Linked DNA regions of Homo sapiens: all the other regions are linked to region 1. Evidence: chromatin loops called from intact Hi-C (ENCODE). Cell type or tissue: endothelial cell of umbilical vein. All regions are shown on one strand.

Evidence for each region. Peaks named below come from ENCODE experiments on the same cell type or tissue, not always from the same donor. Only the 100,000 strongest peaks of a DNase experiment are listed, where the experiment ranks them.
Region 2: a loop joins it to region 1, with 10 times the contacts of the local background. A loop is called at or near these places in 22 of 110 quality-filtered maps.
Region 3: a loop joins it to region 1, with 15 times the contacts of the local background. A loop is called at or near these places in 65 of 110 quality-filtered maps.

Annotation. Positions count from the first base shown.
Region 1 is chr9:70,920,811-70,928,810 of GRCh38, forward strand. All of the region lies in intron 1 of TRPM3 (transient receptor potential cation channel subfamily M member 3), which reads right to left. Among named protein-coding and RNA genes, the nearest start is that of MIR204, 110 kb to the left of the region's middle. In endothelial cell of umbilical vein, a CTCF peak has its summit at 4,307 (motif pointing right); DNase peaks (open chromatin) are centred at 3,801 and 4,291; H3K27ac peaks cover 480 bases.
Region 2 is chr9:70,998,582-71,006,581 of GRCh38, forward strand. All of the region lies in intron 1 of TRPM3 (transient receptor potential cation channel subfamily M member 3), which reads right to left. Among named protein-coding and RNA genes, the nearest start is that of TRPM3, 120 kb to the right of the region's middle. In endothelial cell of umbilical vein, a CTCF peak has its summit at 3,433 (motif pointing left); no DNase peak of the experiment used is centred here.
Region 3 is chr9:71,245,931-71,253,930 of GRCh38, forward strand. It overlaps a transcript of TRPM3 not described here. Among named protein-coding and RNA genes, the nearest start is that of TRPM3, 130 kb to the left of the region's middle. RefSeq lists a silencer at 3,823-4,117. In endothelial cell of umbilical vein, a CTCF peak has its summit at 4,004 (motif pointing left); a DNase peak (open chromatin) is centred at 3,961; H3K27me3 peaks cover 727 bases.

The DNA of each region.
Region 1 (8,000 bases):
CATAATTTTAACTGATCATAACTAAACTGATCATAATTTTGTTGTAGACCAATATTAGGCATTCATTTTTAGCAGAATCTTCAAATACCGGTTGCATACTCTCAATTAAATATTCCTAGTCACTACTGACCAGAGGAATGTTGCCAAACAAATATACATATTTTCCTTTGGTGTCTATATATCTTTTTTACTCTAAAACTTCCTAGTTTTCAACTGCCTTCTGTTGGTCCCTCTAAAAATGTTTGATTGCTCCCACTCTGGTTTTTGGTTAACAAGCAGATTCATTTATCTCATGCTCACGTCCTCTTCATTCCTTGCCTATTTTGTTCTTCATCAAACAAATGACTGTTCTTCTCTACACAGGTTGTTCTGTTCTCTCCCTTCCAGTTTTACCACAGTTCTCATTTTTACTTATGTTTTCCACAGCACATTTAAATAAAATTTTATAACCTGCTTCTCTGTTTTGTACTGCCTTTAGATTAAAGGGTAATAGGATATTCAAACAGAGTACTTTGTGTCTCGGCTTTGCTGAGGCCTAAAGGCTGAACCATACCTAATTGCTTACTCACTTCACATTGTATAGCAAAATGCTAACTCATCCATGTGAGATTCACAAAGAGGAAAGCTACAAACTAGTGCTATTAGCATTAGCCAGGCCTTTCACTTCCACAACCTTGAATAGTCCAGGAAACAGAATATTTGGTGAGAGAGTGCTGAAGTGCTATGACATTTCTCCACTGGGGAGAAGAGGTTGTTACTCCCTTAGTGAAGTTTTAGACTCAAGTGAGTCTCTAAGTAGCTCAAAGAGTTTGATACGTGTCTCTAGGAGGGAAGGTTGTACAGAGAGTGACTACACTTCTAACACAAAGACCCATTTCTCCGTTCTTGTGCATGTTCTCTCTCTCTCTGGTTCTTTTCTGTTGTTCACTTTGATGAAGCAAGCCACCATGTCACGGATTGCTATATAGAGAGGCCCACATGTCAGGGAACAGAGAGCGGCCTCTTCCCAACAGTCCTCAAGGAACAGAATGCTGCCAACAACCACATGAATTAGCTTAGAAGAAGATAATTTCCCAACGGAGCTTTAAGATGGGTTGGCAGCCACTATACACACACACACACACACAAACAAACACACACACACACACACACACACACACACACATATAGTTATTTTTGTGGTTCTACATTACTAAGCCAAGCTGGATCAATAAGCTGGTAATAAGAATCAAATGTAGAACTTTGAGAGTAACTCATTCTCTTTCTAGGGTCTTGCTTGAAAGAAGTTCTTGGGAAGTGGATTTGACAGCTGACAAGAATAACTCATAGGAGACACATATCTGTGCATAGATTGAACAACCATTTTTCTGACATATGAACCTCAGAAACGTAGGCATTTTCCACTTTTGTACTAACTACATTCCTTTTTTATCATTTCTTGGCCAAAGAGATTGAACTCTGAACAATATCACCCCTCCCCACAAATCCTGTCCCCAGCCACACATATATGTTCCCATGCATTATGTCATTAAGGTTTGACTTGGACCATCAAATATGCCAGGCCTCAAAAAGAAGTTCGACTGTTGTGCCAATTGCATATTCTGTAAATATCCTAAACATTATTGAATTGCACACTCAAAATGAACTAATTTAATGTTATATAATTTATATCTTCATAAAGCTGTTAAAAATGGACTTTAAATAGCAGAAAGGCAGCCTTGACATTTTTGTACCTCTGCAGGTCTTCTGCAGATATCCTTTCTGCCACTATTTGAAGATACAGAATACTTTTCTTTGATTACCATTTTCCTACTAAATCATTTCTTTCAGAACTTATTACAGTTCCTTTGACTTGGCTTGTGGCTAAACCTTCATACACTGATACTCCACTGGTAAGAAAATTTCATTTCAAAGAATTGGAAAGAGAAAGAGCTTACTCATTTTTATTTGATTTCAGTTATTGTAGTGCAGCTAAGTGGTCTCAGTCTCGTTTTCTTTCCACATATTGAGCTTGGGTCTCCAAAGAGGTTATTTTTCAAAAGGAGATTTTGCAGGTAACCAGCATGTTATATAGAATGTAATATTTGGGGCCTGAGAAAAGAGAAGAGACTCTGTAAACATGTTCCACAAAAGCTCATCTGCTATGAGATCATCTGAAACAGTGTAATTGATCCACGTATCAAAAGTAATGGCCACCAAGAGAAAAAGCCATTGATCTTTCCGACTTTGGTTTTTCCAAATGGAGTGGACTATTGGGCCTATTATAAAAGATAGCGCCTATCCAGGGGCAATGAAGTGGAACCCATAAATTACCTGGTTTATTAATTTTTGTAAACATTTAGATGAACTAGTTAATAAAAACAAAAAAAGCCTAAAAAACCTGAAAGCAAATGTCGCTTAAAATAACTGTGTGTTCATCTTCATGGCGTTTTACACTTTTTAATACATGTTCATGTTCACGTTTTATACTTTTTAATACCTGTTCACAAAACTGCAATTTTGCAGGTTTTGTCCTATTTTGGGATGATGGGAGGATATATAGAGAGGATAAAATCCGTCAAGATTACAACAGAACACTAGATAGGATTACAAAATTTGCTTTGTAGCCTCTCCCATGGGGGTTCTTAAAATGTATTTAATTTTTTTAATAACAAATGAATTTATGTTAATTGTAGAAAAATACAAAAATAGAGAAATTACAAAGAAGAAAAAAAGTAACTATTTTACCAAGAATTGGATATAAAGTAATGCCATTAATACAAGGAGAAAACTGCCTAGATTCCTAAGGGTCATGTGTCAGAAAATCTTTGTATTTCCTATGAATTTTTCTTGCCAGTTGTCAAATGTGTTTCCTAAGAACTTGCTTTAGGCAAGACCCTGGAGAGCCAGTGAGTTACTCTGAAAGCTGTCCATTTGATTCCTATTAACTAGCTTATTCATCCAGCTTGGCCGAGTAATACTGGCAACACAAATAACACACACACACACACACACTCTCTCTCTCTCTCTCTCTCTCTCTATATATATATATATACACACACACACACATATATATATATACATATATATACACACACACATATATACATACACACACACATATATACATATATACACACATATATACATATATATATACACACACACACATATATATATACACACAATCTATCTATCTATTTATCTATCTATATATATATATCTTTGTGCTGTTTTCCTTTAGAACATTGGTTCTCAACTGAGGGCAATTTTGCTGTCTCCCGTCTAGGACATTTGGCAATGTCTGCAGACATTTTTGGTTGTTCCTTGTGGGTGAAATGGTGCTGCTGACATTTGGCTAGAGGCCAGAGATGCTGCTAAACATCATCTAATGCACAGAAAAGCCCCCACATACCCAACAAAGACTTATATGGCCCCAAATAGCAACAAGGCTGATATAATACCAATATTTATTTCCTTCCTTGATTCCTCTTTCCTCCCAAAATTATAGTCACACTGGTCATCTACTTCCATATACTATTTATTTTTTACTTACAATTATATTGTGAATATTTCTTCATATCATTATTCTTCAAAGCATGAATTTAATGCTGTACAACAGTTTATCATGTGACTTATTTAATACTCCTTACTGATGACAATCAGTTCCATTTCCAGTATTTCAACATCATTAAATAATGTTGGTATGAACATTCTTGACCATAAATCTATTTTCATTTCTCTAATGATTTTCTTTGGATGGATTCCTAGAAGTACAATGACTGAGTCAAACCAAATGAATGTTTTTAAAGCTCTTCGTCTTGTTGCCAAATTGCTTTCACGATTAACAGTCTCTCTGGCAGCATATTAGAATACTCGTCAGGCCAGCTCGGTTTCTACCATATTTTTGCGCTAAGCTAAAATTTGACATGTTAACACTAATACGTAAGCCTTATAGTCCTGATATGATTTGTGAATGTTAAGTACTTTAATAACCATTCTCTAGCTGACTAATACAAGGTAGAAAGTTCAGGTGCTATACTCACCTTACCCCCAACAACCATCTAAGAACTCTTATTTTCAAGAAGTAATTTCTACAAGGTTACACAGATTTCAAGATGAAGGAGAAAGAAAAGGAGAAGGAGAAGATGATGATCGCTGAACCTAAGCCAGAAGCCAGCTTTCATTCTGCGCTCTTTCCACTGAACCGTACACAATTGCCATTTCATAACGTGAATTGCATGAACATGGATATGCACGGACTCACTTGAGTCAGTCAAGAGTTTTGGCTTTCACATTCTCCAGTACTTGGCTAACATGTATAGCCCTACCTGCCCCTTTCCAGCAGATGGTGCTGTTTTTCCAACATTTAAATGCTACACAGCAAATGATAACTTTTGATTGATTTGAGCCAGGTTGCTTAAGGGCGTTCAACGAAGTCTACTTTGCACATTGGTATTATTAAAATTGCTCAAACATAAAACCAATCTTTGCTCAGTATTGATGGAAACAATGTGTGTTCGAGAGTACTGATAACAAATAAATAATGAATCACCACCCTACCGCAATGATGTATTACACTAGACTTTTTTCCTGGAGACATAGAAGTAAATGTTTTAGGGAGGCTGTGGGAGTCAGAGGTGGGTCTTAAACAAGGTAGATATAAAAGATTATGAGTCATCATACAAATTCTGTGTTGCTTCTACAGTAAATATCATGGAACAAATGTTGGTAGAATATGGAAAAAAATATATATATATATCCTCCTGTCTATTCACAGAATATGGAATATATATATATATCTCCTCCTGTCTATTCACAGCTCCAATGCAGCTTTCTTACTTCCCACCAATTAAGTTTCTAATAACACCTATAGGCAATCTTTATATATATATGCTGGGGTATCAGCAGTGACTCATTTTCCAAAATAATTTGATATTAATATAGAAGAGGAAACACAATATCTCCTTTCAGCCAGCGCGGGAGAGATAAATTTCTCACTGTCAATACAGGTTAGTAGTTCCCTCAAACACAATTAGGACTTAGATGAGAACATCCTCTTTCCTGGGTTAAGAATATGTTTACAATGAGAAAACAAGGCCAATCCAACTTTTCTGAAAAGAGCATCAGTCCAGATGAGGACTGATTCAGTAAGGTACATTGTGATTCACTCATGACTGGAGAAGAAAAAGGTTGGCTTGGGAAAACAAAAAAAAAAAAAACAAACAAAAGCCACCTTTAAAATCAATCCACAATCCGCAAGTCTCAAACAACTATCACTCATCCACATAGAAAAGTCATCCATGTTTCAAAAAGGCCATAAACCATGCATAGGCTGCTGGTTAAGAGACTGATCACACTGGCAAGGAGAGGACCTACAATAGTTGTCCTCTCAAATTTGTAAAATTTGATGAGAAATGGGAATAAATTATAAATCTGAGCTTGGAGGCTTGTGTGATCTTCAGAGCAAAGTGTCCCCCAAACCAAAGTTGGAATAAGCAATATTTTTAAAATATTTCAGGTCCAGCCCAAACTGACATACTTATCTGTGAAGTTATCTGTATTTATCTGTAAAAATTTGTGGCCATATAATGCAGAGATACTAATGCATGAACCCTTTTGTATAAATCACAAGTACATGTGATTTCATAGAGAGATGCACAAAAAAATTAAAAGTGGCTCTCTCAAAAGGAAGTGTTTGGCATTTGAAAAAGAGGAAGATATATAACAAATGTTGAACTACTTTAGATCTTAAAACATCTCAGAAAAAAAACACAACTTTTTCTTCACCTAATAGTGCTTCAAAGAAATATAATTTAACTCACATCCCAGTCTTGGCTATCGATTATAGAAGTTAACAAACAGAACAATTTCTCTGTAACCTATTGTTTTTAAGCAGGCCTTGAGATTTGTTTTAATTATTTAGTATTCTGCATAGATGCATCTGATGGACTTGGCTGTTTTGCTCCTTGAACATATTGTAACAGTCTCAGAGCTACATGTGCTCAGGGAAGGCATTTTAAAAACTAAATTTTCAAAGGTGTCAGCAACCTTGCAGATTTAAGATTGTAAATATCCACACTGCAGAACATGTCCACTAAATTTTCCAATCAGAGGAGGCCTGTGTTGACAGCTCATCCCATGGCAGGCATTGAATTTAATCAAGAAATTTCTAGTTTAAAGGTTAAATTCTAACCTGAAAATGCACCATATCTAAGGAAATTCCATTTCAAGTAACATGAAAATTCATTCCAGAAGTTTTCATGACTGTCATGGTTGAAGAGCTAAGTCTTATTTATCAAGGTTTTATACTATATGTCACTACCAACATACTGAAATGTTTTCCCATTTACCATTCCTTTGAATCTGAGTTTATTGTACTCTAGTTCTCTTTTCCTGGGAAGCTGAGGAAGCTAGAGAATGTTATCTTATATAGAAGGTTTGGAGATTATGTCTCCTTAAATTTTTATGGAAATTCAAATTTACTTTTCACACTTTCATGTTCTGGACATAGAGGGTCAAAATACATTAAGCCATGGATAAGACACAGTTGAATGTTATTTGAATGGTATTAGTAAATGCCATCACGAAGCTACTGTCAGACAGCTATGGGTAAAATTTCAGGAAATTCACAGCATAAGAAAAGGTAAAAGAATTTCAATGCACTGGCAAAGACTTAAAGATGTCCAAATCTTCCAATGTAATTTTATAAATTAGAAAAGCATATTAAGGTTTTCTTATGGAGAAAGAGAGAAAAAAATGTTCTATCAACTCTCTTGGATTGCCAGTTTCCAACAGCTGGTAGTCTTTGCTATTTGCAAAGACTTTCTGAATGTTTTTCTCCTGTATTTTCTCTTCTAGCATTTCTCTTAGGCCTGCGCACAGAGTCTGCAGTGCCCTGTTTTGTACCCCACAAAAGAGAGGTTTGGCAAAGTCACAGCATCTGGTAGGTCCTGCCGGCTGGGTGATTTATGGCAAAACTAAGAGGCAAGCACAATTGATTTGGGTCTCTCTTTTCCTGTTTAAATGTTGTCCATTCTCCCCAGTTTAAGCTGCCTCCTGTCTATTCACAGCTCCAATGCAGCTTTCTTACTTCCCACCAATTAAGTTTCTAATAACACCTATAGGCAATCTTTATTTTTTATTAAAAGCTTTCCTAAGACATGTCTTATTTCCAAGACAATAAATATACTGCTTGGAAGTATGGGGGCTAGTTTGGAAATTTTACTTCTTTCTTAGTTTGTGTGACTTCCAACTAATTGTTCCCATATTTGTAGGCCATCTGGATATTTAGGTAATAGGGAAAAATGAAAGGAGCATGGGGTTGGAGTCAGAGAGATAGATCTAGGGCCAAATGCCACTTCCGTGACTTATGAAGTGGGTGACATTGGGCAGGACCTTTAATATCTTGGAGTCTCAGTTTCCTCATCTGTGAAATGCAGGTAATGAGCTCTAGTTTATACACTGTAGGATTGCATTTGTAGGGATGCATTCTATTACAGGCATTTAGACTTGTCTTAACAGACCATGTCCCGTAATTCCTTTCTAAAAATTGCCTTCTCTTTCCAGTTCTTGCTAAAAGGGTGATCCTAGGGACAGTCAGATTTTATACAGGTGATCTTGACCCTCTGGCCACAGTGTTAGATCAATGTGGAAACCTGATCCCAAGAGAACCCATCTAAATGTTGAGCACAGCCAATTATGGTGTCTTTCTTGACAATTTAATCTAAACACACACACACACAAAATAGTTGAGACAATATGGAGCACCTGGAACTCTTGTGACATTGACAATAAACATGGGATGACCTCTCTGTTGACTTCATTGTAGCTGGCACCTGAACATTTTCGACTGGATTCAAAAGAAACATCATGACCAACCTGAGCCACTGATGGCATGGAGGAGAAGAAATCAGGAGGCCCTGAGGAACATGATGTACAGAGGGGTGTGGTTGAATAACATGGGTGTATGAACAGAAGATGAAGCGGGCATCATGCAAACTCATGAGAGGCCTGGCTGA
Region 2 (8,000 bases), 78 kb after region 1:
TGTCAACCATTAAAGTATCATACAGGGTAGTTTTACTGCCTTAAAAATTGTCTGTGCCCAACCTACTTGTCCTCCTCCATCACTACTTCTTAGTTGTTTTCCAGTCCGTTCTTCCTTTCCCTCTCCTTCCTGCTGTTTACATTATTCCCATGAGAGGGATGTATTATTTACTCCTGGAACTCGGATTACAGCACCATGAAAATGGACGATTTCACTATTGTGATCTGGAAGTCCTAGAACTGCATTTACGTTTATTTTGTAATAATGGTCTTTATGTCCTCTTTAAACTTTTACTTTCTCCTCTCTTATCCCCTGCTCACTCATCATTTTTATACTTTCCATAATTTGTGCTGCATCCCTCCTCTATACAAGGCACTGTGATGGAGGGTAGACAGACTTACCAAGCATGGTTCTAGCAAACCCCCTATTTCTGCTTAGCTGATAATCACTACCTTCTTTAAGCTCCTTGGTTCCTTTCAATTTTACCTCAAGATGAGTTTCTCATTTTTCTTCAGTTCCAGTTGCCTTTCATAGAAGAGAGCACACTGGGATGAAAGCACACAGCAAAGATGAGTCAGATTATCTGGCCTACCCCCTACAGGGCCTCACTAGAAAAGAAAGAACTGTGAAGGCTAGTAATATACTGTCTATCCATCCGAAGTAGATCATAGGTGTGCTTTTAACTGAACTGATTTCTCCAGTCTGGTGAATGGGGTGGTTTCTGGACATCCACAATTTCTTGTTCAACCTCCTTCAGGTAGTAACTCAGGCCAGAATTTAGCATCATTCTTAGAATTTACTAGGACAGGGCACAGCTGTACCTGGGCCTGAACGTGATCTGAAATAATAAGCAGAATTGGTGGTATCACCTTGGTTGGATTCAGAGGAAGAAAAGAAACCTTCATGTTTTATGGAATACAGAAGGGTAAAGAGTTCAGTAGATACCATCATAGGAAATGAAAGACTGGAAACTCCAGTGTATTATTTCTCTGTAACGATGCTTCCGGAGAGCACTTGGCTACCATGCATAGTGTCATGGAGCTGGCATACTTTAATTGCCATTATTTTTGGCAAGATGGCATTTTAAGTTTTTGTTCCCTAACTGCAGGATGGATAAATACAGTATTTGACTCATATGTTGATCCAAGGTTATTTTTATTCTCCAGCACCTTTCAATGTCACGCCAGAAAAAGGTGCAGCTCTTTCTGGGCAGTCCTCCTACAGGCCATCTAAAATATCCACACAGGGAGCATTCCTACGGCTTTCAGGAGCATCTGAAACAATCCACAGTGTGTTTAGCAGAAGTCAGTTGGGGGAAAGTGTGCTCTTTTTCTCTGTCTTCAGCATTCAGGCTGTTTTTAAAGTCAGAATGCTTTGCAAAGGGAAGAACTGTGCCAAGTCTTTATTTTCATATAATGCCATAACCTAGTGTTTTGGGGACCTCACTTATCCCAAGAAAGCTGTTGGGGATGGCCCCTGCAGAGACAGCTGACCCAAATTGTGACTTCTCTGAGGGAAGGGAAACCCCTCTAGGACAAACAGGAAGCGATCTTTCAGCATAATGTATCCCATTGGGAACAAGTAAACAGTTTGCTTTTCAGTTCAAAGCAGTGAATTCAAGACACATTCATCGGTTTTGGCTCAATGTGACTCTAAAATCAAGTCAAATGGAAGGACTTTACAATTCAGAACCTTAAGATTCTATTTGGCTGAACACTGAGGTTGAAGTGTTGAATTCCAACTCATTTTTGTTATTATTTTTTCTTCAGTCATTTCCAAAATACTGCTAAGTTTTGGAAATAAAATAAAGTGCTAAAGTGGTTTTCAGATCCATGGCCAGGCCTCTGTGGTATAAAAATAATTCCCCAAGGTATGGTGTTCAATGAAAAGTAAGTGTTAACGTATATATAAACAACAAAAATCAATCTTTCTTAAGTTGGGGTCTGGAGAAATTTAGATTTCCCTTTTCAATTTATTTGACTTTTCTCTGGAAGTTAATAGTTAAATTTATCTAGTTTTATTACCTTTAGAACTAATGAAACACAGTTCACTGGTTAAATAACATAATCATCTGCCAACATAAAGGAGAAGGATCTTACCCCTTACTTCATTAACCAAGACCCTTCACATAGTTAACAAGAAGCTGGCAATACAATGTACATATGCTACTTAGTCTATAGAGCTGACACTGAAAAGTGAGGTGGAGTCATTTTCTAATTTTTTCATTAGTATCCATAAAATAAAAATCTTCACAGAATCAAGATAAATCACAATTACACCATTTTCCAGTCTATTAGTCCTGCCATTCCCATAGAAGGAACTGATATTAGTCTGATAAGTTTTGTTCCCATAAATTATAATGCCAGCTACATAACAACCAAAACACCTTTTCTATTAGAAAAGTCTCAGAAGATTACATGCAGGATACAAAATGATAGTTTGGCCTACTAAATTCCTCAGTACTAACGAATTGTCTTCATTCTCATACAGGAGAGATTGGTGTAGCACTTGTTCAAGTGGTAGTTCATGGGTGGGTGATTAAGCTAATTCTGATTTTTAATGCTCTTTGAACCCAAAGCCAGTTCCAAGTAGCTCCAGTCCTGAGGACCAGAGTCTAGGCTGGGGCAGGTGATGTGTGGCCCAGGAACCCTTGGGTCTGCCCAACCGTAAGCCCACATGGGGCTCATGTCTATAACCAATTCAGTAGTCATATGCCTTCTGATCCAGTTTATAAACTCTGGGATAACTAACAAATATAAAGATACAGAAAGAGACATACACATGTACCATTTTCCCTCAGGTTTTTGCATGTTTGTTCTTTCTATGAAGGTCATTTTAAACATCTTAATGTAACAGTGAACCTGATAGTTCTGGTATCTCATGGTTCGAGCACCAGAAGTTACTTTTCCTACCGATCCAAATGCATTCTGCACAAGCTTGCTGAATTACCTATGCAGGCCTTGGTACCACACAATGTCTATTAGGGAAAAAAGCCAGGAACAACAGAGACATTGTGAAAAAGAAAACCACTCCTTAGTTTTCCTCCTGTAAAAACATTGAGTCCCTAGCCTTGAAAAATGAGCCTTTCTGATGTGGAATCCAAAGAGAAAATCACTGTAACTGAAGAAACATGGTACTGTTGATACACCTGTGTCCAAACAGCTGTTTGAATTTCTAAACCTAAAGGGAGCATGAGACACATATGTCATCTATTGTGTGGTGGTAGCAACTTGGAACTTCTGTCACTTTTGTTTTTGCCTTTGTTGCTTAGTTGGCAGATGCAAATGTGAAAGATATAGAGGCTACACAAAATAGTTTTATATAACCCAAGGAACAAAGGAAATGCATTTGGGATGGCAGGTGTGCCAGAGACCAGGTATTTGGTCTTGTGTGCCCCCTTGTGGTTGACATGTCAACACAGACAGAGGAACTACACTTAGCAATCAGGTAAATGAAAGATTTGCTGCCTACCTTTCTAGCCTTGTTTCTTGCTATTCTGCTATTGCTTCCCTTTCTGTACTCCAGCCATAATGGTTTTCTTTTAGTTCTCAAATTTGCCATATTCTCTTTTTGTTTCTGCTCCTATGTCCTTAGAATACTCTCTCAATCCATCCGTTCGCCTAGTTAACTCTTACTCATCCTTCAGAGTTCACCTTTGAAATCACTTCATCATGGAAGCATAACCTGACTTCATGTACTAGGTCACTGTTGTTTACGCTGCAAGCAATGATCAGTTGCTAGAAACACTTCTTTAAATCGAAATTGGAGCCAGCGGTTTTAGCTTTTGAATCTTGAAAATAAGTATCTGTCTCAGGAAACTGTCTAATACAAGTGGCCACCTTTCTTTTTACTGAGAGTTCTCAGAAGAAATGAAAGACCGAGTTTAATATGCACAACACAATTATTTTACATTGATGATGTTCCTAAAACTTCATCCAGTATATTGATCATTTTTATCCTTTGACTCTTTTCTCCTTCCACTATATACGTCTACTTTCTAGTAACACCCCTAGACTCCTTTTCCCCTATCATACCTATAGTATCACAGGCATTCAATTAACATTTGATTAGGATAATTTATTATTTTTAACATTATTGAAATCGAAATCCAAATTCTAATGAATTATAAATAAGTAAAAGGCATAGCTCTAACTTAAATAATCTTTATTTTTCTGAATGATTTGAATGCAAGTTGTAGATAAGATGATACTTCATTCCTAAATATTAAAATATGTACCTCTTAAGAATAAGAATATTCTCCCATAAAACCACAATGCTAACATCGCAACCAAGAAATATAATATTGATAAGTATGATCCAATATTCAATCCATATTCATATTTTCCAAAAAGGTTTGTAATAATTGTCATTGTTATTGATGTTGGGTCCAGGACTCTATCAAGAATTACTGTATTTGTTTAGAAAGCCTCTTTAAGCTCTTTAAATATAAAACTAATCTACTGGCTTTTATATTTCTCTTTTTCTGGTCATTTGTTACATTGACATTTTAAAAGGGTCTTCGTTTCAGGTAGTTTTGTACAATCTTACTTGTCTGATTGTTGCTCCAAGACTAGATTCAGTTTAAACATTTTGAATCCTTTTCCCTTGCCTTAAAAAAAAAAAAAAAAAACACTTAACAGTATATCCTGTAAATCACTGCATAGCAGTTCAAGGATCTTTTCCCCATTTTCTGTGTGCCTCTGTGTATATGGCACTTTATTGTGCAAAGTTCATTCAGTCATTCTTCTATGGATGGGCATTTGGGTTGTTTCCAGTATTTTGTTATTACAAATAATGATGCAATAAATAATTTTGTGCATATGGTTTTTTTTTTTTTGTACTTGTTAAGGTATATTTTTGGGGTAAATTACTAAAATTGGGGCTGCTGGGACAAAGAGTAAATGAATATGTATATTTATTAGATATTGGTAAATCCCCCTCCACAAGGTGGAACCACTGTGCTTTCCCATCAGCAATGTAGGAGAGTGGCTGTTTCTCCACAACCTTGCTAATAGGATGTGTTGTTGATCTTTTGAATTTTTACCAATCTGATACATGGGAAATGTATCTCAGTGTAGGTTGATTTATGCGATGCTTATGAATAAAGTTCGGTATCGTTTTATTTTAAATACCATTTGCAGTCGGCAAGGTGGTGGAATGAAGAGCCCCCCGAAATCACTCCCCCCGTAAAAATACAGCTAGAAAGTATTCCGGAATAAGAATACCACACTGAATTCAATAGAACTCAAGGGAGAAGTAGAGAACGCCCTGGGCTCACGAAACTGACAGAAGCTGAAGCCAGTTAGAGGAGTGGTCATTTTAGACTGTGCCACACCCTCCTCCAAGATAGAATAACATCACTCACACAGAATTTCCTTAGACCCATGGTTTCTGAAGTGGAAGGAGAAAATATGAGGTTGACATTTGATCTTTCCACTAGTCTACTCTGGTCATGTCCCACAAGAACCACTGGGAGTACCAGGAAGGCTGAACCATCTGGGTTGAATTGGGGACAAAATGCAGGGGTGCTGATTGCAGTAACTGATGTGCAGGGTAGCTGCCCTATGCTCTGATCAGTGGAGAGGTCACATGGATAAGACTGGCCAGAGCCACAGTGCTGCAAGGGGGCACAATCCACTGAAAGGCTCAAATCCCTGGCTGAATTTCCCACAAAGCTCAGGTGCTCCTTTGGAGCCTTCCCTTGACCTGGAAACAACCCAAAGGCTGGTGATTAAGTAGTGGCACTAACTTAAGTCTTTCTCAGACTGGGAAACAAGGGCAGCACAACAATTCAGTTCCTGTGCAGTGTTTACATTCCAATGCTCACTGTAAGTCTTCCGCAATCCGGGAAGCAACCGCAGAATGGCGGTTAAGCTCCAGTGTTAAGTAGTAAAAGCCTAACACCACCAAAAACACCAGCAAAAGCTGGAACAGGCAAATGGGGGAGGTCTCCTCCTATATGCAGGCATCAATGTAAAGATGTAAGGATTATGAAAACCCAGAGAACTATGACATCACCAAAAGAAACAAACAAAGTTTTAGTAATAGAGCTAGAAAAATTTAAAGATCTATGAAATATATGACAAAATTCAGAATAGTCCTCTTAAAGAAGTTTAGGGAATCACAAGAAAATGTGGATAGATAACTAAATGAAATTTTGAAATATCCAGAAACTAGTGAGCTATTTTACAAAGAAATAGAAACAATAATAATAAAAAGAAATTCTAGAAATAAAGGATACAATAAATGAACTCATTAGAAAGCTTTAACAACAGACTTGATCAAACAGAGGAAAGAATGAACAATCTTGAAGATAAAACATATGAAATTACCTATTCAAAGGAACAAAAATAAAAATGAATAAAAAAGAAGAGTAAAGAAGGCTTATGACAATTATAGAACATCATCCATCAGACCAACTTCTACATACTAGGAGTTCCCAAGGGAGATGAGAGAGAACAAGGCTTAGGAAGCCAATTTGAGAAAATAATGGCTGAAAATTCACCATATCTACAGAAAGGCAACAGCATTAAGATAAAGGAAGTGGCCAGGCACAGTGGCTCATGCCTGTAATCCAGTACTTAGGAAGGCCAGGTGGGCAGATCACCTGAGTTTGGGAGTTTGAGACCAGCCTGACCAACATGAACAAACCTCATTTCTACTAAAAATACAAAATTAGCAGGGCATGGTAGGGCATGCCTGTAATCCCAGCTACTTGGGAGGCTGAGGAAGGAGAATCACTTGAACCTGGGAGGTGGAGGTTGTGGTGAGCTGAGATCGCACCATTGTACTCTAGCCTGGGCAACTAGAGTGAAACTCCATGTCAAAAAAAAAAACCTCATAGGCTCATAGGTTAGCAACCAAATTCAACCCAAATAGGAATTTTCCGAAGCACATCACCATCAAATTAGCAAAAATCGAAGCAAAGAAAGAATATTTAAAAACCAGCAAGAGAAATGAAACATATTCAATAGAGTCTCAATATAGCATTCAGCAAACTTTTCAGCAGAAACCCTGTAGGCTGAGAATGAAATGCTATATTCAAAGTACTGAGAGGAAAAAAAAACTGTCAACCAAAAATACTGTACCCAGTAAAGCTATCCTTCAAACAAGGAGAAATAAAAAGTTTCCCAGACAAACAAAAGCTGGGGGTTTAATCAACACCAGACCTGTCTTACAAAAAATGTTAAATGGAATTATTTAATCTAAAAGAAGAGGATACAAATGGGTAACACAAAAACATCTGAAGGAATACAACTCACTGGTAAAAGTAAGAATACAGACAAATTCAAAATACTGTAATACTATAATTATAATATGTAAGCCACTTAAATTTTAAGTATGAAGACTAACAGATAAAATTATTAAGACAATAATAAGTACACCAATTGGTTAGAAGATAGGCAATATAAAATGATGTAACTTGAAACATCAAAAAGTCAAAATGTGAGGAGGGGACGTGGTATTAAAATATAAAATTTGTCTTTGTTACACTTCTTTTGTGACCAAAGTTAAGATGGTTGCAACTTATTTAAAATAACCTGTTATAATCATAAGATGTTTATAGTTAGCCCCGCGTGTTGCCACAAAGCAAAAATCTGCAATTGATACACTAAAATAAGTAGCATGAGATCAAAAATTCTACTAGAGAAAATCACTTAACTACATCAGAAAATGGTAAAATAGGAAAAAAAGAAGAATGAATCTACAAAACACCATAAAGCAAGCAACAAAATGGCAGTAGAAAACCCGTACTTATCAATAATAACCTTGAATGTAAATGAATTAAATTCTCTAATTAAAAGACATAGTGTGGCTGAATGGATTAAAAAAAAAACAAGACCCAACTATATGTTATCTAAGAAAAACTCACTTCACCTATAATGATACACACATATTGAAAGTGAAGGGATGAAAAAACACACTACATGCAAATGGAAACAAACAAACAAGCAAAATCCCCACAGGAGAAGTAGCTACACTTATATCTGATAAAATGG
Region 3 (8,000 bases), 330 kb after region 1:
AAGGATATCTGATGAAGTTAAAGGAGAATGGCTTTTTTATTTTGTCAGTGAAGCAAAACCCAGGGTCATTAGTTAAGAAAGGAGGGATTGGAGTATGATTGGAATTTTACATGTTTTACAACTTTTAAAATTACACAATGGTACTTGGATTGGGGGTTTGGGAAGTGGACTGCTGCACAGTTTGACTCCTTATTTGGTGGTCTAACCTTCCCTTTATGGGATCCAATAATGGGTACAAAAGCAATTCAAGGAAATATTAGTCCTAACAAGATCATAGTTTCACAAGAATGTTTTATGTTCATCTCCAGGGCTTTTTAAGTGATTTTAAAAATTTTTTTCAAATCATTTGTACTTTAGAAAACAATTAGAAAAGAAAAGGCATGTATGCCAAGTCTCCAAACAAGACAGGTCACATTTTAGATTTGTGAATGGACAAAATCAATGAAATCAAGAGTAGAACAGTCAACAGACCATTTTACACAAACTCAATAAAATTATTTAAGGTGTGTCCCCTTCACACATTTTAGCACATGGTTCCGGAAAATGAGATGTTTCACCAGGCCCTTCAGTTCTGGCCATAATATAAAATGGATTGAGACTTTTAACTAAAAGGAAAAAGAAAAGCAAACAATGGCTTTAACAAACAGTACCCAGAATTGAATTGGCCCTGTTTAATAGCCCTTTATACAAATAACTCGTTTCACAAAATTAACTGGCATTCGCATACAATTTTATCAACCTACTTTTAGGATATGAATAATAACAGGATTTACTTTGCCATCTCAAAATTGTCCTCTGTAAATTCACACAGTTCTAATTTACCTACCCTAATATCAGGAAGATTTAGTTATACGACACTTTAATTAGTGCTTTCACTGTACTTGGTAGTTAGTTACTACCATTTTAGCCTCTTCAGGTTTTGTGTGTACATGTAATTCCAGTGTATCACAAAGCAAATATAGATTACTGAAAGGTTACCTCTCAGAATATTTAATAAAGCTAAAAACTAGCAAAATGGAAACTATTTCAAACCCCAGACTGTTAAAGTGCTAGATTCAGGGAACAGAGTCTACTGAGCTCCAAAAGTCTAAAATTACTTTAGCAAAGGACAACAGTGGCAGTGGAGAGGGATAAGATAACTGAGAGGGTCTTGAACTCCTAACCTTAGGTGATTTGCCTGCCTCAGCCTCCCAGTGTGCTGGGATTACAGGCCTGAGCCACCTGACCAGCCTGACCAACATGGTGAAATACTGTCTGTACTAAAAATACATTAATTAGCTGGGCGTGGTGGCACATGCTTGTAATCCCAGTTACTCAGGAGATTGAGGCAGGAGAATCGCTTGAACCTGGGAGGTGGGGGTTGCAGTAAGCCGAGATCATGCCTCTGCACTCCAGCCTGGGTGATAGAGTGAGACTCTGTCTCAAAAAAAAAAAAAAAAAAAAAATTAACAATAATAATAGTTGAGAGGGTGAATCAATAGGAATTGGCAAGTCATTGCATACTGAGTAAAGGAAAGGGTCAAAAATCAGTACAAAGTGCCTAGCCTAGGTGACTTGGGAGAAGAAACTGGATGACAAAGCTCAAAAGAGTCAGGAGAGGAAGGAATAAAAAATACCAGGGGGGAATTTGCACTGGAAGGGAGAAGAGGTATTCCATCCTCAGAAATAGAAGGGAAGGAGGAGGAACTCAGAGATGTCAAAGAGAAGATTAGTTGATGAAATTCATATGAGCTGAACTTTTATTTTCTCAGTGATACTAGGTAATCAGCTCAGGGCAAGGGAAGAGCTCCCGTGGGCAATGGGATACTGGAATACCAGATCAGACTCCTTTCTGCTGCTTAGTCATTAGTGATGGTCTAGAATTATCATCCCAGGCAGAAATATGAGATCCAACAATCATGAAATAGGGTTTAAAACAAGGAGGTCCAGAGACTTAAATTTATATTTTATAACAAATGATCTATTTTACTAGCTAAAGTGAAGGCCTTAAAATAGGTGTAATAGTGAAATATTTGAGGAGACAAAAAAGACCAGCCTTGCTAGGCTGACAGCACAATGTCAAAAGCTGATAGACTGTCCTTCTCAGGGTCTTCAATCCAAGAACATTGAAATGATTGAGATTTTAAGTACATCTCACTCTCTTTTGATAACTGAACTTGTTCAAGCTCTTCCAAACCTCCAATAATTGGAAACGTAAGGCATCAGAAATTACTGGTTGTCAGTCTGAAACCCATTCACCCTTCTTACATGTTTTCCTTTGGAAAATTCTCCCACTATGTGACTTAGTAAACTGAATAGTCTAAGCAATCATAAAAATCAAATTCCTTCACTATGGATTGGTTTAGACAGAAGTGTTCAACCAACTCTGGCCAATGAGACCCGAGGGAGTTGGCTGCAGGGCCTCTGGGTATGGTAAGGTGGTTTCTTCTTCCTCTGGACATTCTGATATTTGAATGTGACTCCTAGAAATATACAATCACATGGTGACCATGAAGGAACACACCAGGGGACAAAGCTAACAGACTGGGGATGATGGAAGCGAAGACAGAAAGGATATCTTTTAGACTCTACGTTAACCAACTTGGAACCATCATATCTCAGTCCTTCTTTTTAGGTGAGAGAACATATTTTTCCTCATATTTTAATTTTGTTGAGGTTTGTTATTTGTTGCAAATCCTGTCTTAACTGATTTAAGGTGGCCAGAGGAGAGATAAAGTCCCCTTTTCCAGCTATTCACAACTTACTCTTGTTGTCTGCTTGATCTTCCCAGTCAGCCAAGACACTTTTAACAGAGCCCTGGTGTGTTATAATGTACGTCCAACTATTGTTACACATGTACGTAACTACTTATGATTGTCAACCTCCCTGAGCATCATGATCATAAATAAAAGTTCTGTGTTTTGTGGAAGCAGGGGTTTTGAAAGAAGTGAGCTTTATGGCTCAAAACGTAACGACAAGCCACTTAAAGATATACAGATAAAAATCTTCATGAAGGAAGAAGAGGAAAACAGTTTTATTTCAAAACAGATAAATCTCTAATGAGCTTTAAGATATCTATGATTTGCTTTTAAAGAGCAGGCAATGAAAAAAGTGTTTCATCTGGAATATACTTCCTGACTTAAAAATAGCACTTGAAAAAATTTGCTCATTTCATTTGCAGACTGTTAATAGCAAAACTCATCTGGAGGATCTTTAAAATGCTCTGAAAGTAATCCCTGAAAGTATGGTCACCCAAAACTTTGTTTTATAAAATGCCAACCAAGGCTTCTCCATAAGGCCAAAACAAATAAGTTAATGAGAATATAACTAAATTCAGAAGAAAAATTACTAGCCCTTAAGAAAAATATATTTATTTGAAAATGTTCATTTACCTGCAAACACTATAAAACCAAACTCTACATTGGAGCTTTGATGTGATTGTATATTCTTATCATAAATATTTTTTAAAAATCAGAGGAAGTTACATAAGCAAAGGATGTATAAATAGTCTATTTTACTACAAAGAGTACAGCTTAAATGTTCCTATTTGGAATCATAATATAGTTCAGCAGCATAACACTACTGTGCAAGCTAATCATCAAGCCTTAAAAACATCACACATATACACACACAAATACGCTAACCAGTATTTTTGTCCCTTGAGATATATATATTTTCTCACAAATGTAAAGAAGCCTACACAGCTGTTTCCTTTAAAGATAAAAAGGGAAAAAAATTATTCTGCTGCAAAATACAACTAAAACAATTAGAATTAAAAAATGTTCACAACAAATATTTTTCAAAGGAATGTCCCAAAGACCTTCTCTTTAGTACACCCTACACATGACTGGTATCATAGTGGGAATCTACGAGATAGGAAAGAACTGCAGAACAGAAAGCAACGCAGACCTGGAACACAAAAAGAATTAAGATGAATGGGTCAGGAGATCTTGAAAACAACGGAGAGATGCCATCAAGTGGCTGAAGAAAGAATTCTTCACGTGGGATGGTTTTCCCAGACATCACCATCTGGTGGTCAATTGTGAGAATCATTTTAGACTGGTAAAACTGTACAATGTGAAATACTAGTCTTTCATGCAGTCCTTAATTTAAGGCTTGATAACTCCTCATTGACATTAAGAGAATACACTCCATTAACAATCTTTAAACACCATTTACATGACAGACTCATAAGGAATCATAAAATAGGAGTCACAATTCTACATAGGAGGGGAAGTACATTTAGAATTTGGCTTAAACAATTTTAGGGAACTTTTTTTCATAATAAATTCAAATTGAATAGCTATTTACAACTGTATTTAACTTGAAGCTATAATTTTTACCTTCCCTTCCCATATCTGTTGGCAGCCTAAAGTTGGGATCGTAAGTTTTTATTGTTATTGTTCTCATTTTGCTTTTTATTTTTACCTAAAATAGATCTTATAAATCATTTTATTTATGAATTCATTTATTTACATCTTCAAAAATTATTTTTGGACCATCTTCGTTGGACTGGGCACTGATTTAGGCACTGGTTATACAATGGTGAGCAAAATGGGCATACTGCTGTCCTTAAGCTTATAATCCAGTGTAGGTGACACACACTCAAGAAAAGTATTGGTTTACTCATTTGAAATCTATGTACTGAGTATATATTTCTTATGCCTTGTTCAGGGAGACATTAATGAGCAAAATAGATAAGGATTCCTAGTCTCAAGGAGCGCTTTGGATTATAAAGGAGGATGTGAACAAAGGTCGAGGGAAATGACACTGAACCTTTGATGTGAAACATGAGAAAGAGCCAGCAGTAAGAAGGGCAGGGGGCAGGAGCCAGAAGCAGAGGGATCAGGATTGCAGGTGCATATGCAAAGGTCCTAAGATTCATTGGGGGAGGGGAGGTAGGCAGAGTAGCTACAGGACAACGAACAAAGGGGAGAGTAAGATGACCTGGGACCAGAGAGGTAGGAGAGGATAGGTCATTGCAGAATGTTGTAGGTAATGGAAGAGAGGGGGTTTGATTTTCGGTTTAAGAGCAGTGGGAAGCCACTGAAAACATAGTCACAGGAGTGACATGATTTGCTTTGTTCCAAAAAGATCAGTTCAACTGCTTTTTGGAAGATGGATAGAGAAATGGATGGATGAATGGATGGATGGGAAGATAAGTATTCTTGTACTTTTAGAGAAAGTTTCCTTTTATTGTTTTTCTAAGAGAAAAATGAGTTTGATAACAATTTTCTGAAGCCATATCCCAAGACTTCTACCAGCTTCATTAATATTGGTGGATGGCATTTTTTGACCTGCAAGTATTCCTGATATACATTCTTGTGCTCAGGAAATCAGAAAATACAAAGATTAATGCTCACACTGCCTTATTCACCAGTTATAATTCTTCACTTCCTCATGTGAACTCCCCTATCATAGCATTAATCTTACCCTCTGATAAATTAACTTTGTTCTGAGTTCATCTTCTCTACAAGACTAAATGCTTATATCTTCTCTCATTTTTTTGCAATCCCATAATGCTGTCTTTCATTCTTGGGAGCTTTATCATAAATGTTTATTTAACTAAATAAAAAAATTATAGTTTAATATTAATTCATTGTACCACAGAATTTTAACTTTTAACATTAGAATACTCACTTCTCCAAAGGAATTTTTTTAATTTTTAGTTTTTAAACATGGGTACATAGGTATATATATGGGGCACATGAGATATTTTGATACAGGCATGCAATGTATAATAATCACAACATGGAAAATGGGTTATTCATCCCCTCAAGTATTTATCCTTTTTGTTACAAACAATCCAATTATACCCTTTTAGTTATTTTAAAATATACAATTAAATTATTTGGCTATAATCACCCTGTTGTGCTATAATAGGTCTTATTCATTTCTATTTTGTTTTTTGTACCCATTAACCATCTTCTCCTGCCCCCACCCTCCCACCATCCTCTCCACCTTCTGGTAACCATCCTTCTACTCTCTATCTCTGTGTGTTTAATTGTTTTGATTTTTAGTTCCCACAAATAAGTAAGAACTTATGTTTGTGTTTCTGTACCTGGCTTATTTCACTTAATATAACCACTTCCAGTTCCATCCGTGTTGTTGCCAATGATAAGATCTCATTCTTTTTTATGGCTGAATAGTATTCCATTTCCTTATTCATTCATGTGTTGATGGAGACTTAGATTGCATCCAAATCCTGGCTATTGTGAATAGTGCTGCAATAAACATGGGAGTGCAGATATCTGATATACTAATTTCCCCAAAGGAAAATTTAGATTGAAACCAATTTAACTTTTTTTTTTTAGGTTCTCTAATTATGGCCAATTGAGGTAGCATGTATGGTTCCTCATAAAATCTGCTGCTCAGCCCTTCAGACAAGGTGGATACAGCGTATCAGGGTAACACAGTGGTTTTTCGTGGACTGTTATTGGACATTCTGGGTTCTGTTCATTTCCTTTAAAGCCATGACACGTTTATCAGACATTGACATTGCTTTGTTCACCTTTCTAAAAATGACAGCTTATGATACAAACCGCCTCTGTCCCAACAAGTTCCTCCATCAACACAGAATTCTGCTGTGAAAGGCACTTTCCAGGACCAACTTATTTCTTCATAAAATTATGCAATTTTTATTAGGAGTAGGTTTCAGTGACTAAAATGCCCTGCATTCAGGGAGCTAAGAGGAGCCATGGGAGAAACAGCCCACAAAATAACGGGGAGATTTGCTATGGAACTTTCAAAAATAATAGAAAGACTTTTTCTTTCTTTTTTGTGACAGAGTCTCATTCTGTCACCTAGGCTGGAGTGCAGTGGAGCAGTCATGGCACATTGCGGCCTCGGCCTCCTTGGGCTTAAGTCAATCTCCCTCCTCAGCCTCCCAAGTAGCTGGGACCACAGGCATGCACACCTCGCCTGGCTAATTTTGTCTCTTTTTTTTTTTTTTTTTTTTTTAGAAGTGCAGTCTTTCAATGTTGCCCAGGATGGTCTTGAACTCCTGAGGTCAAGCAATCTGCCTGCTTTGGCCTCCTGAAGTGCTGAGATTACAGGCATGAGCCACCAAGCATGGCCAAGATTTCTTTCATTATGGAACTTGGCTGAGTTTTTCTGTCCAAATTTGATTCAACATCCTTTTGGCTCCTACAGAACCATGGATTTACCTTTACAGAATTACATTTGAAACTAGAGAGTAATGGTTTGTTCCATGTGTCTGTCTTTCTTATTGAAATGTAAGTCAGTGAGGGCAATTTCTTAATTTTCACATTTCTCACAGATGATTCATTGAAAGATGTCCAACAAATGTTTGATGGGTAAAGAAAAAAAATTCATCACTAGTTGAAAAGTTCTACTGACTCAAAGACAAATGTTTATAGTAAGGAAGAAACCATGCATTATGGCTTAGGTCAGTAACTATCAGGGGAATTTTGCTTTCCTGGGGGACATTTGGCAATATTTAAAGACATTTTTAGTTGTTGCAAGTGGGCACGTGTGTACTCCTGTCATCTAGTTGGTAGAGGCTAGAAATGCTGCTAACCATCATAACACCACACAGGACAGCCACTTATAAGCATTACATAGCCAAAAATGTCAATAGTGCCAAGGTTGAGACATCTGGCTTTAGGTTAAAGTTTCAATTGTTCTTCACACATATTAAAATGGAGCAGTTGCCCCCAAATTTATCCTCCTAGAAACTGTTTTGGTACAGCCATTACAGAAAATAGTATAGAGGTTCCTCAAAAAAATTAAAAATAGAACTACCATATGATCCAGACACCCCACTATTGGGTATATATCCAAAGGAAATGAAATCAGTATGTCAAAGAGACGTCTACACTCCCATGTTCCTTGCAGCAATATTCACAGTAGCCAGTATATGGAATCTGCCTAAGTGTCTATCAATGGATGAATTGGTAAAGAAAATGTAGTATATGTACACAATGGAATACTATTCAACCGCAAAAAAGAAGGAAATTCTGTCATTTGTGACAACACATATGAAAGTGGATAAATTATTA